Linked DNA regions of Mus musculus: region 2 is linked to region 1. A link is a loop called in an ENCODE intact Hi-C map of the cell type or tissue named here. Cell type or tissue: left cerebral cortex. All regions are shown on one strand. Links, peaks and the distances in the headings refer to the core of each region. The heading gives the core; the rest is flanking DNA.

Evidence for each region. A loop is a pair of places that touch in the nucleus more often than their neighbours do. Peaks named below come from ENCODE experiments on the same cell type or tissue, not always from the same donor. Only the 100,000 strongest peaks of a DNase experiment are listed, where the experiment ranks them.
Region 2: it touches region 1 in a loop (12-fold over the local background); 8 of 42 quality-filtered maps call a loop at or near these places.

What each region holds. Positions count from the first base shown.
Region 1 is chr1:13,702,947-13,710,650 of GRCm38, forward strand. No RefSeq gene overlaps it. Among named protein-coding and RNA genes, the nearest start is that of Xkr9, 38 kb to the left of the region's middle. In left cerebral cortex, for the core only: a CTCF peak has its summit at 3,573 (motif pointing right); a DNase peak (open chromatin) is centred at 3,569.
Region 2 is chr1:14,726,703-14,734,406 of GRCm38, forward strand. No RefSeq gene overlaps it. Among named protein-coding and RNA genes, the nearest start is that of Msc, 25 kb to the right of the region's middle. In left cerebral cortex, for the core only: a CTCF peak has its summit at 2,540 (motif pointing left); a DNase peak (open chromatin) is centred at 2,538.

The sequences.
Region 1 (7,704 bases), core at 951-5,950:
GAACTTGACCAGTTATCTGTCTCCACGGTCACCAGTGAGCACTGCACAAAGAAACTTCTCTGAGGAAAGCTGACCTCAGTGCCAAACTATCAAGATGGGGGTTTAGAAGGCGACCGATGGGCACATCACATCCAATTAGCAAGGCAGCAGTTGTAGCTTCCTCAGGGCCTACGATGTGCCCCAGCCACAGGCTTGTAACTGGGCTTACAAAACCAGCCGCACAATCCCTCTCGTGGAACAGGGATCAAATCTTCTTGATATAATATGTCTTAATTATTATCTCTGACAAGTAGTTTTAACTCAGACGTTTTCCATTAATTTATTTGGTCACTTTACATCTCAATCACAGTCCTCCTCTCCTCCCAGTTCCCCTTCACAAGCTCCTCCCCAGGAGGAAGACCCTGGGTACCAGCCCACCCTGGCACATTAACTCACTGCAGGACTAGGCACATCTCTCCCACTGAGGCCAGACAAGGCAGCCCAGTTAGGGGAACATGATCCACCAGGAGGCAACAGAATCAGGGATAGTCCCTGTTCCAGTTGTTGAGGCACCTGCATGAAGACTAAGCACACATCTGCTTACATATGTGTTGTGTGTGTGTGTGTGTGTGTGTGTGTGTGTGTGTGTGTGTATGCTAGGTCCAGCCCATGTGTGCTCTTTGGTTGGTGGTTCAATCTTTGGGAGACCCCATGGGTCCAGGTTAGTTGACTCCATTGGTCTTCCTGTGGAGTCCCTGTCCCCTCAGGTCCTAATTATTCAATCCTTCCTTCAACTCCTCAGTCTAATGTTTAGCTGTGGGTCTCTGCATCTGTTTCTATTGGTTGCTGGATGGAGCATCTCAGAGGATAATTATGCTAGGATCCTATCTGCAAGCATAACAGAGTATCATTAATAGTGTCAGGGATTGGTTCTTGCCCATGGGATAGGTATCAGGTTGGGCCAGTCAGTGGTTGACCATTCCCTCAGTCTCTGCTCCATCTTTGTTCCTGCACTTCTTATAGGCAGGACAAATTCTGAGTGGGTTGCTATCCTTATTCCTCTACTAGGAGTCCTGTCTGACAACAGGGAGTGGCCTCTCCAGGCTCCATATTCCCCACTGCTAGGAGTCTCAGCTGGAGTTACTCTCATAGACTCCCTGGAGACTCCCCTGTCCCACGTATCTAGAGATGTTTTCTGTTCACTCTCCAGGCCACCTTTCCCCAGCTTTCCCTACACCTGATTCCCAGCCCTGCCCCCATTCCCTTCCCCATCCTCTCTCACACCCAGTTCCCTGTTTCCATCTACATCATATGACTATTTTATTTTCCATTCTGAGTGAGATTGAAGCATCCTCCCTTGGGCCCTCCTTATTATTTAGCTTCTTTGTGTCTATGGATTATAGCATGGTTATCCTGTACTTTATGGCTAATATCCACTTATTTGAGTACATACATGCATGTCCTTTGGGGTCTGGGTTTCTAGTTCTATCCATTTGCATGCAAATTTTATGATGTCCTTGTTTTAATGGCTGAGTAGTATTCCATTGTTTTAGTGAGAAGCACATTTTGGTTCTAGGAGGACTTAGGAGGATGCTTCATGAGGCTGAGTTCCTGAAAGTGTCAAAGTTTTCCCCAGTAAGCTGCCTTGGTCTCAGTTTTCTATTCTCCTCCTTAAGGCTTTGTTGCCATGCTAACTAAAGTCGAAGTTTACGATTGTCTGGACAGCCTTCTGGCCTTGGCACAAAATGGAGGATCTCCTTCACTAGCAGGACTTCCCCTTCTCTGACCTTAACCCACACATGCCTCTACCTACAGCATGTCATGAAACCTTAGACTACAAATTCAGCTTCTTTCTCCTGTAAGAACCTGTTCAGCTAGCACATGAGATTCCCAGAATGCCACTGTATGGTACAGTAGTCATAATTGCATTTGTATTCATTTTAGCATTTTCTGTAATATTTGCTAAACTTATTATAATACTACCTTAAACACCTCATTTAAACTGTTTTTGGTTAATCATTAATTCTCTATGTCCACTATTTAACTCTCATAAAGCCTTGGCGACAGAATACTGAAAAGCCTGCTAGGTTGCTGGCAGATACTAGCAGATCAAGGACCCTTAGGATGCAGTCCTCCTTTAGAGTCTGCAGCTTAGAAAATCAGGAACCACTAGTCAAAAGGATGGGATCTGAGTTGGATCCTGGACCTGGGTGAAACTCGACAAAAGATCATCAGAGAGCCATCAGTCTGGAGGCTTTCAGTAACTACTCTTCTCGATCCCTTAAGAATCAATCCAAAATGAGATTTCAAATCACCTGGACAGGAAAATCACCTCCTGGAAGTTGTTTGTCATAGAAACAAGAAATAGTGCAAACTTACCTACAAATGTGAGTTGCTATCCTGCCGTCTCTGGCCATTGAACACCTCCCCCCGAGGAAGTGCTGCCCATGCACTCAGTGGTCCTGTTGGCCAGGCCAAGCATCCTCCTGGAGGCCGCCTGGCTTTACTGGTAGTAAATGCTTCCTATGTTCTGTGCACTGTTCTATGTGCTCTGAACTCCTTCCCTGGAGATCAAGAAAAGCTAGGAGAGGGCTGGGTGAGGTCCTGGGAACAACACAGGCAGTCCTATTGGAAATCTCAAGTTTTTCACCTCAAGTCCGGTTACCTCCTATTGGGGTCACACAGTCTTTATTTGGTGAGTAGGCTAAGGTTTCTGTGAGAAGCTTAGAGCTGAGACTGTTATACATGTGATTTAAAATTATCAAATTGTTTATTTGACCATAATCTAATTTAACAATTTCTGCCCAAGTGATTTTCAGCCTTGACCTACGATAGAACTGAACAATGCACTTAGCCATAGACTGAAATCAGTGGCTAGATCCTAGTTAGATGCTTTGCCTAGTTTCCCCACCTTAAAGATGAATTTTTAATATTTAATAAACTTATTTTTAATCTGTTTATCTCTTGTTTCCTGTGTCATTCACTTATAGCTTATCCTACTTTAAATTTATTTTAAGATTTTAAAGTACTAAGTTTTAAGTTTTTTCTTGGTAACTCTGTATATATAAAAGGCTTTTTGAAGTTTGGGAAAATAGAGGCTAAAGAGATGGTTCTAGTTGGACACAGTTGGAGATGCCTGGCAGTAAGCCTGATGTCCCAAGTTTCATCTCTAGGACCTAGGTGTGGAAGGAGAGACCCCAAACCTGACAGTCACTCTCATGCTCTCATGTATGCTTCGCATGTGCAAGCGCACACACACTTGTGCACACACACGTGGGTGCATACTAAATGCAATGTAATTTTAAAACCAGATAAAGAGGATAATGACACTAAAGGATACCCACATATGCTTAAATCTTTCACGTTGACTGTAAATATGGATGCGTTCCTCTTAGAACGATGCCTCCCAAGCTTTAGCTGGTATCAGAATTACCTGGACAGCCACTAAAATAGACTGATAGTGTCACCACCAGAGCCCAGTGTGAGGCTTGAGCTTTGAGGTCTGAAGTCTCAGGTGCTGTTGATGCTAGAGAACCAACCCTCTAAGTTCTAAAGAACGGCTGTTAGGCACTACCTTAAACATAACCACTAGAGGGCGACAGAATCACAGAGAAAGTGGGCTGGGCGCCCTGCTTTCCCTTCTGTTTGTTCCCCCTGCTAACTTGTTCCTTCCACAAGTCAGGAGACTATTAAAATTACACACCGATTCTTACATTACTGCCCACTCCCATTGTAGTCTAGAGCAGAGTTTGTGTTTGTGACTGTAAGTGTCAGTGGTAATAGAGGAGCTCTCGGTCTGTCAGTGCCTATTAAAGGCCTATAATAAAGTCAAACATTTGTGCACCTATTTAGTAGTCTTTAAGGGTTAACAGAAACTATTTGCTGTTTCCAAAGATACTCCATTCTGATATTAGATCTATTTTATTGAGAGGAAAATTACATATATGTTGTGTAGTATGTATTGTTTTAAGATTTGTGCCTCTTATTTTGTGAAAATAAAGATGAAACATGTCTTAAAATATTGACTTTTATGTATAGAGAAGCCAAGTGTACAGAGGTTAAATATCACAGAATATTGGGAGCTTGCAATTCTGTTATAGCACTTGGCTAGCAGAAAAGATGAGAGACACCGAACGATGTCTGCCAGAATGTTAAACGTTCATCTTGTCTGTTCTGGGGTAAAATTCTAAGCTATCCTACGGAAGCTGTTACTCTTTTAAAATTCTCTTTTGGTGGATAACATTAAACACTTTTGCTGGGTTATATTGACTATCAACTTGACAGGATCTAGTGTCATCTAGGGGGAAAGTGTCTGGTGCAGGAGAGATCATCCAGGGATGAGTGTCTGGGCATATATGCGGGAGCTCTTCTATAGTACATAGATGGATTGGCGTGGGAAGACTCAGTCTACTTACTGGACAGAGCTAAAAGGAAAAAGCAAACTGACTATCTGTCAGTACTCACCGATCTCTGCTTCCTGACTGTGGGTGTGAGTGAGTGCTGCTTGCTGTTATGCCGCACAGCCTTCTGTGTACAGGTGGGCTGTGCTCTTGGGAGTTATAAGTCAAGATCAACCCTTCCCCTTTGTTATGAGTTTTGTTGCAGCAATGAAACAAGTAACTAATACAACACCCTCTTAACTAGTCACTTGATCAGCGATTACTCTCAATTGTATTCTAGAACTCAACATTTTTATTAACATATATTTGTTGTACTTAACAGTGAGTTTCATTGTGATAATTTATGCATGCGTATGGTGTTTTCAAGCATATTCCCCCCTTACCCTGACTGGTCCTCCTTCCGTGCCTGTAAACCTTACTTTTCTTACCTGGCTCCTCCTACTTTCATATCTTCCCCCCTTCTGTATACACAATTACCTTTATTCCATAATGAGTAGTATGATGAGAAAACAGCGTACTGTGTGCCAACTCTTGCAAATGCCACGGCAATTACTATTACATGATTGTCATTAGCTGTGCTAATTTGGTGGGAATTTTGTCAGTTCTCTTCTCAGGCATAACACAGTAACCCTTGAGGTATGAAGGATTCAGAAGACAGTGGTAATACTCAAATTCTGTAAAAGATGGGAATCCTTCACTTAGAATGGCCTGTGTACTGACTGGTCTCATGCCACGACCATAACCTTGTCCTAGCTCTTATACACCATCTGTTCACAGTAGCTCCCAAACGTTGTCTGGGTTCTTCTGTATGACCACAGGTCCAGCTTCACAATTCTTTCTCTTTTGGGGAGGGGATCCCCCAGCTCTTTCTTCACTGTTTGATTTATAACTTCTTAGTTTGTCCCTCTGCCATGATAGCTGTCTCAGTCAGAGACTCCTGTGGCCAGCATGCTGCCGAAATGCTACTCATTGCTGTCCTGCATGGACACCATCCATTGCTGGTTCTCACATGGTAAGCTGCCAGGGAAGGGCAAGTTTATAAACAAAGAGATAATGACTGCTATTTGAAGGCTTCCCAAGTTGTTGGCCAACCCAGCTTTTGGAGCAGTGGCAATGGCAAAGCCACATGGAACAGGAATCAGAGCGGTCCCGGAATCAAGCTAAGGAAAATGCAGAGATATTCCTTTATACAGGCCTCTTCCAAGACGCAGAGGCAGAGCTGAGCAGCTGTGTGGTTGTATGTTACGTCTTTTTGTAAATTAGCCCAGCCTAAGGTCTAGTGGAGGTAGACTCTCCACCCTGCTCACTTCTGTCACACAACAGGGGAAACTAGGGGTTTTGAGGACCATTGTTTAAAGAAGGCTGCTGTGAGGATATACGTAGCTGGGGGAATGCTGGAACACATTCATGTAATGTTTAGACATGTCTGTACAGCGTTAAATCCATGCAAGCCTTTCATTGAAGGTCAAGCTTCTACGTGCTGTCCTACATCCACGGAGCCAGAAGACCTGACAGTCAGGAAACAGCAACAGAGGGAGCATCATGGCAAGAAAATGCTCTCAGCCTCCAAACTACCTCTTGTCCTGTCCTGTCCTGTCCTGGTCTGCCCTGCCCTGCCCTGCCCTGTCATGCCCTGCTCCGTCTTCTTCGTTCCTTTCCTTTCCTTTCCTTTCCTTTCCTTTCCTTTCCTTTCCTTTCCTTTCCTTTCCTTTCCTTTCCTTTCCTTTCCTCTCCTCTCCTCTCCTCTCCTCTCCTCTCCTCTCCTCTCCTCTCCTCTCCTCTCCTCTCCTCTCCTCTCCTCTCCTGATCCAGTCCAGTTTTATTAGGATTGCTTACAGATGCATGGATGAGGATTTGTATATAGGAGTATGGTCACATTAATGTCTATACCATTGAAGACAATGTTGCTCCTTGCCCCATCAACCATAACTACATATAAACACTCAGGGAGGGGAAAGGTTCCCTCAGGCCCTTCCCAATATGATAGGATGTTGGTAGGCTAGTGTGAGCCCAAGAGTGCACCAGCTTTGTCATGCCTGGAAGTCAGCTTGAACACCAATTTCCATCTTTCCTCTGGTTCTTAGGTTTTTGCTCCTTCTTCTGCCATGTTCCCTAGACCCTGGAGGGGCTAGTGTAGATATCCCATTTATGGCTGAGCATTCAATAGTCATTATCACCACTTTGACCATGTTAACCACTGCAAGAAGCTTCTTTGAGAAAAGCTCTATCAGTCTCTGGTCTATTAATATTTACAGACATGGTCACCGAGCCTCAGCTCAGTTCTAGTTTGACTTCTGTATGTCAGGCAACCAGGGCCTACGGGGTCTCTGGCAATGGGGTTCTAACAACTAGTTATGACGGAAATGCAGAAGCTGCAATAGCCTGGATTGTTTGAGAGCCCAGGACTGCCCTCACCAATGAATTGTAGGGAGGCAGTTCACCCACGACACTGAGATTTTCATTTAATAGCCAAGGCTTCTGGAAACACTTTATCTACCTATGCAGGGCACTTCCATACCAACTTTTTCTAAAAAATAATTTTTATTAGCTTACCAAATACCAGACTATCGGAGACCTTTTATACAAATCCAAAACCCAAGTTTGACTCTTCGAGGTGCAGTGGTTATAGTCATAGCAGTAATAATGATAATCATTATTACAGTCGTGAAAAGCTTCTGAGACACTACATGTGGCAATATTTTGAGAATTCTTAATAGTCCTCCAAATTTTCTATTTTTGAGATTTTTTTCCTTCAATATATAGTATTTTTGAGCATGGTTCTGATACCATGTTATATAGTTACAAAACTTTTGTATGAAATAATAAATGTATGAAAGTGGTAAATAAAATGACAAGTTTAATACATTTGCATAAACATATTAGTTTTTATTGGAATGCTGTATGTGACCTATCTTTCCTGACATATGGAAAATGTAGTATACAGCTACTTCATTTTATTATTTGAGAAATGTTCTCTCTATGTACACTAGGTTGACCTCCAATTCAGAGAGACAAGCCTACCTCTGTTTTCCAAATGCTGAGATTAAAAACATGTGCCACCATGCCTAGCCTATATGACTACTAATAAAGAAAGCAGCTCATAATGAATGAGCTAATGAAGAAAACTTAGATGCCAAGTTAGTTGCTGACACTTGAAGGATTCAAGAATGTTTGTGGTGTATGTATGCATGCAGATACTTATATGCCTACTAGATTTCTTTCAATGTATAGTGATAGAGTTATTTTTATTATATTTTTCCTGGACCATATGTTTCTGGAGTTGTGGTCTCTCTAAGATTATTCACTGGAAAATGATCAACTAGAA
Region 2 (7,704 bases), core at 1,690-6,689, 1.0 Mb after region 1:
GGCGTGGGGAGGGGGTTGGGGATTTTCAGAGTGGAAACCAGGAAAGGGGATAACATTTTAAATGTAAAGAAAGAAACTATCTAATAAAAAATAAAACATAAAATTAAAAACACATAAAATTTCCTATGTTGTACTGAAAATAAATAAATGAAGAAAGAAAGAGAGAGAGTGAGAGAGAGAGAGAGAGAGAGAGAGAGAGAGGAAGGAAGGAAGGAAGGAAGGAAGGAAGGAAGGAAGGAAGGAAGCACAGAGTACAGATTTCAACATTCTGGCCACTCCTGAGGCCTTCTGAGCGGTGCCAGTCAAGACAAGCACTAAGATACAGTCATTCTTTACCCAACATTATGAAAGCCATTTTAGAATGAGGAGAGACTGCTTTGCTCACTTTGGAAGATCTAATCACAAATGTTGATGGGAAAATATTCAAGGACCCTCTTCATGAAGGCTTCCCATTCTTCTGTGCACTCATTCATGTGCCTTCTCTTTCCTGTACTCATGTTCATTCACCTACTCAGTGGGTTTCGATGTTGCTTCCCATTGCTAAATAGTTTCCTCTTCCCTGACTAGAGTGGGCTCACTTTGCCAGAGGCATCATGGCCCCTCTCCTTTCTCACTGCCCACCTTTGCCTCACCAGCACAGGCATTCTTGGAAGGCCAAGTCTTACCTACATCATTAAAGCAACCCTCTCAACACAGGAAGATCCAGTTTTCTCTCTGAAGTCCCTGGGAGGCTTGTCTTGGATAAGAGTAGATGTTTAATAAAAATGGGTTGAGTGGACTAGCATCTGTTCGTCTCTGCTGTCTGCACCATCTTCCCCTGTGCAGTGGCTCAGGGCTGAAGCACTCCACACAGACCACTGATGTCACCTGCTGACATGGCCATCCTCCCATTTTCTCTCCAGCTCTCATTACTCCCAAGAAGCCCCTGCACCACTGCTTTCTTCTCAGGAAGCTTATAGTCCTTAACTTGGGACTCCAAGCCAGCTAGACTCTTCTTGGTTTGTGCTCTCTCCTGTTCTCAAACCCTTTCCTCCGTCAGTCCCAATGATAGACATGGCCTTCCTCATTTATGGTTCCTTCCTTCTGTCTAGAATATTCTTGCTTGGATCCCTTGGCCACCCCATCTCACCATCCTACCCACCTTTGAAGACTCATTTGTACAGAATCTTACTTCACATTTTCCTTTGTTCCTCCAGGAATGTGAATAAAAATGACTCGCATAGTTCATCACTTTTTTCATGCTTCTGTTCTGTTATTTGTTAGCAGAACTTAATTTTGGGGAGATAATGTCTCACTACATGGCATTGCTGCCTCGTTTACTTTTCTGCCACAGAAAAGTGCCTTGTATGTTTTAGGCACTTAATAAATCATTTTGAGTTGAGTGGAACACAGAAATGTGATATAGTCCTAACTTCTTCAAGGACAGGAGAAGAACATGGATGAGAGACCATTGATGGTAAGATCTCTCAGTTGGACTCTCTGGATGCTCTGGACATATTTTCCAATCAACTAGAAAAAACAGGATCTACCACAAATTGCAAGTATCTGGCATCAGTAGCACAGGATTCTTTCATGTTAAAGCGTTTCCCAATCGGGATTTTATACATTATTCACATGAGCACACACATAGAGCTCAGCTTTCTCAATCATCAGCCCAACTCACAGAGCTCCTCTAACATCATCATTCCAAGCTGGCCAAGCCCTGGAAGTTAACAATATCCTTTCAAGTTTACAATATGGCAGATGCTTTGCTAGATGCTGGCTATAGGATTCACCTGGAGTCCTGGTCACCTGCAAAGTAAGCAGATACAGTGAGCATTGTTTAAGTAGGACATTGGACAATTCATCCAAAGTTAGGTAAAGCCAGGAGAACAAGCCCGAATTCTCTATTCTGTGGGTGAGAAAATGTGTCCAGACCTTTCGATTTGTTTGTGACAACTCTAACCCCTGTGTACCTGCTGTGTTTCTATCATTCATCACCAGTTTTTTTGGTAAATCGACAAGTTCTCCAGGGCCCATAAACTACAAATTAAACTTCACTTAATTGGGTATAATATTTGAGTAGTGAAAAGTCTATTTTTTCCACACAATTTCATATCTTATGTGAGTAGTGGTAATTTCTCTTTATTTTTCCAATGGTTCTTATGCTTTTTCCATCCATTTAAAGTTTTGTATAGTTTTAAGTGCTGTGGTTGAAAAGCAAAATAATGCAGGATTTATTGTCCTTTAACACTGTACCAGGGATACCAGGGGAAGGGCTATGGCACAAAATCTTTGTTGGGCTTTATTTTATCAAAATTACTTCCCAGCAAAAAGATTTTGGGGTTTGTTTTTCTGTTTTGGTTTTTGGTGTTTTAGTTTGTTTGTTTTTTTCCTTGTTTGTTTTTATTTTAGTTTTTCTGCTGATACTCCTCTCACAACTCAATTTTAAGTCTAGGTGATGAGTTTTCAGCAAAGTTCATCAGCAAGAAAATTAGGAATGTGCGCAGGAGAGGCTGAAAGCATGCTGGTTTTCTCTGACAGGCATCGGCTGCCCCCTGCTGGAAATGTATGCTTTACAGGCGGCTACCTCATTTCCATTCTCTGAGATGGAACAAAAAAACAAAATCCAATAAGGTAAGGTTTTTTGTTTGTTTGGGTTTTTTTTTGTTTTTTTTTTTTTGTTTGTTTTGTTTTGTTTTTTCGAGACAGGGTTTCTCTGTATAGTCCTGGCTGTCCTGGAACTCACTTTGTAGACCAGGCTGGCCTCGAACTCAGAAATCTGCCTGCCTCTGCCTCCCGAGTGCTGGGATTAAAGGCGTGCATCACCACGCCCAGCAAGGTAAGGTATTAAACAGCATCTGTTCATTAAATGTGAAACCTCCTCGCCTCGGATACAACACGCAGAATCTGCCTCACCTGCTTCATATTCTGATCAGATTGACAAGTTGAAGTAATAGGTTGAATCTGGCTTCTATGTGTGCCTAAAATACAAAGCCTCCCTATCTCCTTCCTCCTCCTCCTCCTCCTCCTCCTCCTCTTCCTCCTCTTCCTCTTCTTCTTCCTCCTTTCCCCCCTCTTCTCCTCCCCCTTTTCCTCCTTCCCATATTTCTTCCTTTCTATATTTTGAACCTGGGTTTCATGTAACTTAGGCTGGCCCTGAACTCACTATGTAGCCAAGGGTAACTTTGAAATTCTGAGCCTTCGGCCTCGACTCCCCAAGTGTTGAGATTATAAGAAGCTTGTATCTGTATCCCCACACATAGTGCACTTTGTGTGGTGCTGGGGATCGAACACAGAGCTGAGCAAGTCATATTTGAACCGAACTCTATCCCCAGCCCCGCCAGTTCCCTTACACTGGCTCCTTGAATGGCATTTTTCACTAATGAAGGGTCAGACCTATTAGGCATAGCCTTTCTTATGCTCTCCCTTTAAAATGAAGGACCAAATTCCCATGGCAGAATGGCATTCTGGATTAAGCAACACACCTGGGACATCCTCACGCAGCACCAGACAGAAGAGACAGACAGGGCTACCATCTGATCTTCATCATTATCTTATAAAAGGGAGACTAATAAAAATACCTCATGAGAGGAACTCCACAGGAAGACCAACGGAATCAACTAACATGGACCCTTGGGGGCTCTCAGAGACTGAACCACCAACCAAAGAACAAACTGGACCTAGGTTTCCCTGCACATATGATGTAGCAGATGTGCAGGTTCGTCTTCATGTGGATCCCAAACAACTGGAGTGGGCCTTATCTCAAAAGCTGTTACTTACATGTGGGATAAGTCCTATTAGCTTCGCTGAAGTGTCAGGGTGGAGGGATATTCCGGGCCGCTACCTGCTCAGAGGCAAAGGAGAGGGAACATGGGGGAAGGATTGTGGAAGGGGGAGATGGGGACAAGGACAGTGAGCAGGGTGTAAAGTGAATAAGTAGAAAATTATCATTAAAAAAGAAAAAAGAAAGGAACAAATAAGTAACCCAAAAGAAGAAGCAGAGGCAGCAAGAGGAGGAAAAGGAGGAGGAGGAGGAGGAGGAGGAGGAGGAGGAGCAGGAGGAGGAGGAGGAGCAGGAGGAGGAGGAGGAGCAGGAGGGGGAGGAGGAGGAGGAGCAGGAGGAGGAGGAGGAGGAGGAGCAGCAGGAGGAGGAGGAGAAGGCAAAGGCAGAGGAGAAGAAGGAAGGACAGAAGTAGAACAAGTAGAAGTTAGAATGAAATTATGTTAAGAGATGTTGCTATCCCACCAGACTGGATTCATGAGATAGGCATAAGTCAAGCCTGATCCTATAATACAGACATATTTTCATATCATGCATTCCAGATTCTGTATCATCTTATAACCTTAAATTATTTACGTTGTAAAAGAGTAGCTAACTTAAGTACAGACTTTTCTCTTGTTTTCAGAAATATGCTGATACTTTGTTGGTATTGAATTTCTAGTTGTCTATGGCTTGCTTTGCTTCTGCAAAGTGTTTTCTGCTATCTACAAACCAAACATTCTTGACTTATTTTTTTAGAGAGACTCAACTTTGTCAATATATTGAGAAAATATTTTTTTAAATGTTTGTCAAAGTGATATCTTTAAATATTTAAAAAGAAATCACACGTGGATACAGTATTTCAATCGCCTGCCCCTCCACCATGTGCACACAGGTGAGTAAAATGACCATGCAGGTGACAGAGGGATCCTGACAGTCACCTGTTCAGTTCACTTGTGCTCTTACTGTGGAATCCACTCTCCCAAACTCAAAACCAACTCTGACTCTCTTGGAGTGGTTACATCATGCAGGAAAGAAAACATTGTTCTGAGGTTTATAGTTTTTGCGTCTGGTCTCCTTCTCTAGTCACCGAGAATAGAAAGCACCAGTTCCCTTTGCAAACAGTTCAGAAGCATAGAACCATGTAGGGCTATTCATTTGTTAGTTCCTGGTGTTTAAAATTTTCCTGCATTTTGAGACTAGAAATGCCAAGCATGAAATTCTAATACAATAAACATGGAGAACCATAAGGAATGATAAACTGAGTCAGCAGCCAATGCCTCTGCCTGTCCCTCATCTAGCAAACTAGTTCATCCTTTGGCAAACTGTCAAAGCCTGCTGCCATGAGACTCTTTCCTTTTGTAAATTCATAATGTCTGTGGTTTTAAACAGCCATCTTTGTTAGTCCAAAATTGTTTCCATCTATACTTTGAAGTACATGGGATACTTTGTAACTCTATTCATTTAGAGATTTAAGTGACTTGCTGAGACTCCCAGGCAGTACTGCTAAACAATACTCTTGGGGGGGGGTCCCACCTCAGCCTGGCTTTCACCTCACCATTCTTCCCAGTTCATCTGCTGATCCTTAGATACCCCACAGTTGTGTGTTCCCACTCAGTGCACATTCTACAAGCTGGTGCTTTTATGGATCAATGCTATTGATGCTTGGAAGCCCTTCATGGTCGTCCCATAATTCGTTTCACAGTACATATTCTCATTGTAGAATTTTGTAAAGCACAAGGCAAATGTGTTTACACAATAGTTCTAAAAGCTAATATTTATTGTGACAATTCTGTAATAGTTTTACATGCATGATCTCTATGAACGCAGAAAGCTACAGTAGAGGGATTAAATGTTGTGGCTACCCATGTGTGTAGAGAATATATGCAAGCTCTTGTCCTTCCAGTCTTCCACAGACTTGCCATGTGCGGCTGTTTTGCAATGGAATCCTATCTATTTCAGGTACATATTGATTCTTTAATAGATCTCTGGTGTTAGGCTAGCACCTATATCTAATAAGCTGTCAAATATATGCTACAGGAGTGGATGGATGAATGAATGAATGAAATTAATGAATCCTTGAACATCCTTTTCAAGCAAAGGTCAATGTTAAAATCCTCATTTTCAAAATCTGAGAAAGGTTCTCAAAAGAAGTCAACATGAACTTCTCTGTGTTCAAACCCCCTTGTTCCACTCTTCACACTCCATTCTAGCACAGATGCTGAAAGCCTGGCTACTCCTGAGTTGTTGTGGCATCTGGCCTTCTCAATGCTTTCTCCTTATTCACCCAATGCTTTCTGGTTTCCATTCTCTCAGATTGTGAAATCCAACCCCCTCCCCCAACAGCAACAGCAGCAGCAGCAACAACAACAACAACACAACATGCTTCCCAGGATTGACCAATGCTGCAAGATACAAAGTACCAGGCTTGGGGGTTAGCGGGGGGCGGGGGGGGGTTATTGGGGTTGGAAGAGGGCAGTACTGTAGTGGCCAGGAATGCAAGAACTGAATCCCTCAGGAAGCTCACCAGCTTAATAAAGAGCAGAAAAACAAGAAAGTCAAGATTCGCTAAGGTCCTTTGCAGGGTTTAATGTTCAGTAGATGATTAGTGGGGAACCCTACCCCATGGAACTGCCTAGAAGTCAGAGAGCTCTCCAGTAGACAGCTTCCATGTGGACTCACTCACACTGGGGTGAAAGTTTTGGTGACACAGCTATCTTTGAGTACCCCATACTCTTGAAAGTAACCCCAACAAACTCACTGACTCATCAAGCTTGACTTGAATAGAATAATATCTCTTGTTTGTCATTCATAATCCATCTAGATCAAGTAAATATTTGTGAATGGCTTCCCAGAAAAAGCCAGGAAATGAAGCAATGATTTCATAATGAAAGAGTCACTCTCATGACCTCCTGACCTCGCAGAGGTTCCATTCCCACCCATTATTGTGCTGGGAGCTAGGTTTTCAATGCTTGACTCAGGAGAAGCACACAACACTCAGCTCATATTGATAGGGCCCTTCCTTCTTCACTCTTCCCCAACTAAAATGAAGGCTGCAGAGAACAGTAAGTCTGTCCTGGGCTCAGCATTGGAGCCTTGGGTACTCAGTAACCTCCAGTTCAATTATTGAACTTATTGGTACACCAAAACAAAATACCACCTTTCCACAGAGAAAACAAGTGCATATTACTGTTCATTCCTAAGAGGAGATTCTGTTAAGCTCCAGTTTTCTTATTAAAGGCAGAAAAGAGAATGGCAACATTCATGGTATAGGAATTTACTCTAGCAAGGGCATCGAGATGGGAAAGAGTGTGTTAGTTGAGAATAAATGCAAGCAAAAATTACAAATTATTGTTACATAACTGGAAAGTTCATTGGCAACTCATCACTTCAACTTATATGCTATATCCACTCTGGTAGTGACTCTCATTACAGGTTTAGAAACCTGGAAGCAGTCCTGAGGCAAAGAGTTTCACAGAAACTTAGCTTCCTGGAACCTTGGCATATACTCAAAATTTGTCCCTGCATTAGTCTGGTGTATGGATCCGCATGCTCTCTTTCAGTATTGTTTTATTATAAGTGCCTTTAAGGATTGATTTTGACACATAGACAAGCCTCCACCAGTGTTCCAATGGTTCCTAGAAAGTCCTTGAAGCTGACCCTGAGCTTGGAATTCAGTAAGAATGTTACCTATTCAGTAACACTCAAATTTACTTCTAGTAGAGAAAGTGAAAATAATCAGGCATTACAATTTACTTGAATAGAGCTAGAAAGCTCAGGGCTAGTCTACATAGTAATTACTTAGGACAATAGCCGAGTCACACCCAAACATAGGAATACACAATGGCCTAGGAAATAGGAGGGTTATAGTATTATTCATGAAAGGGTTAGTAAAGTGGAATTCCCCTTGTGCAGGTTTTTTCACTAGTCCCAGAGGAATAGCATTATCAGGTATTTACTAA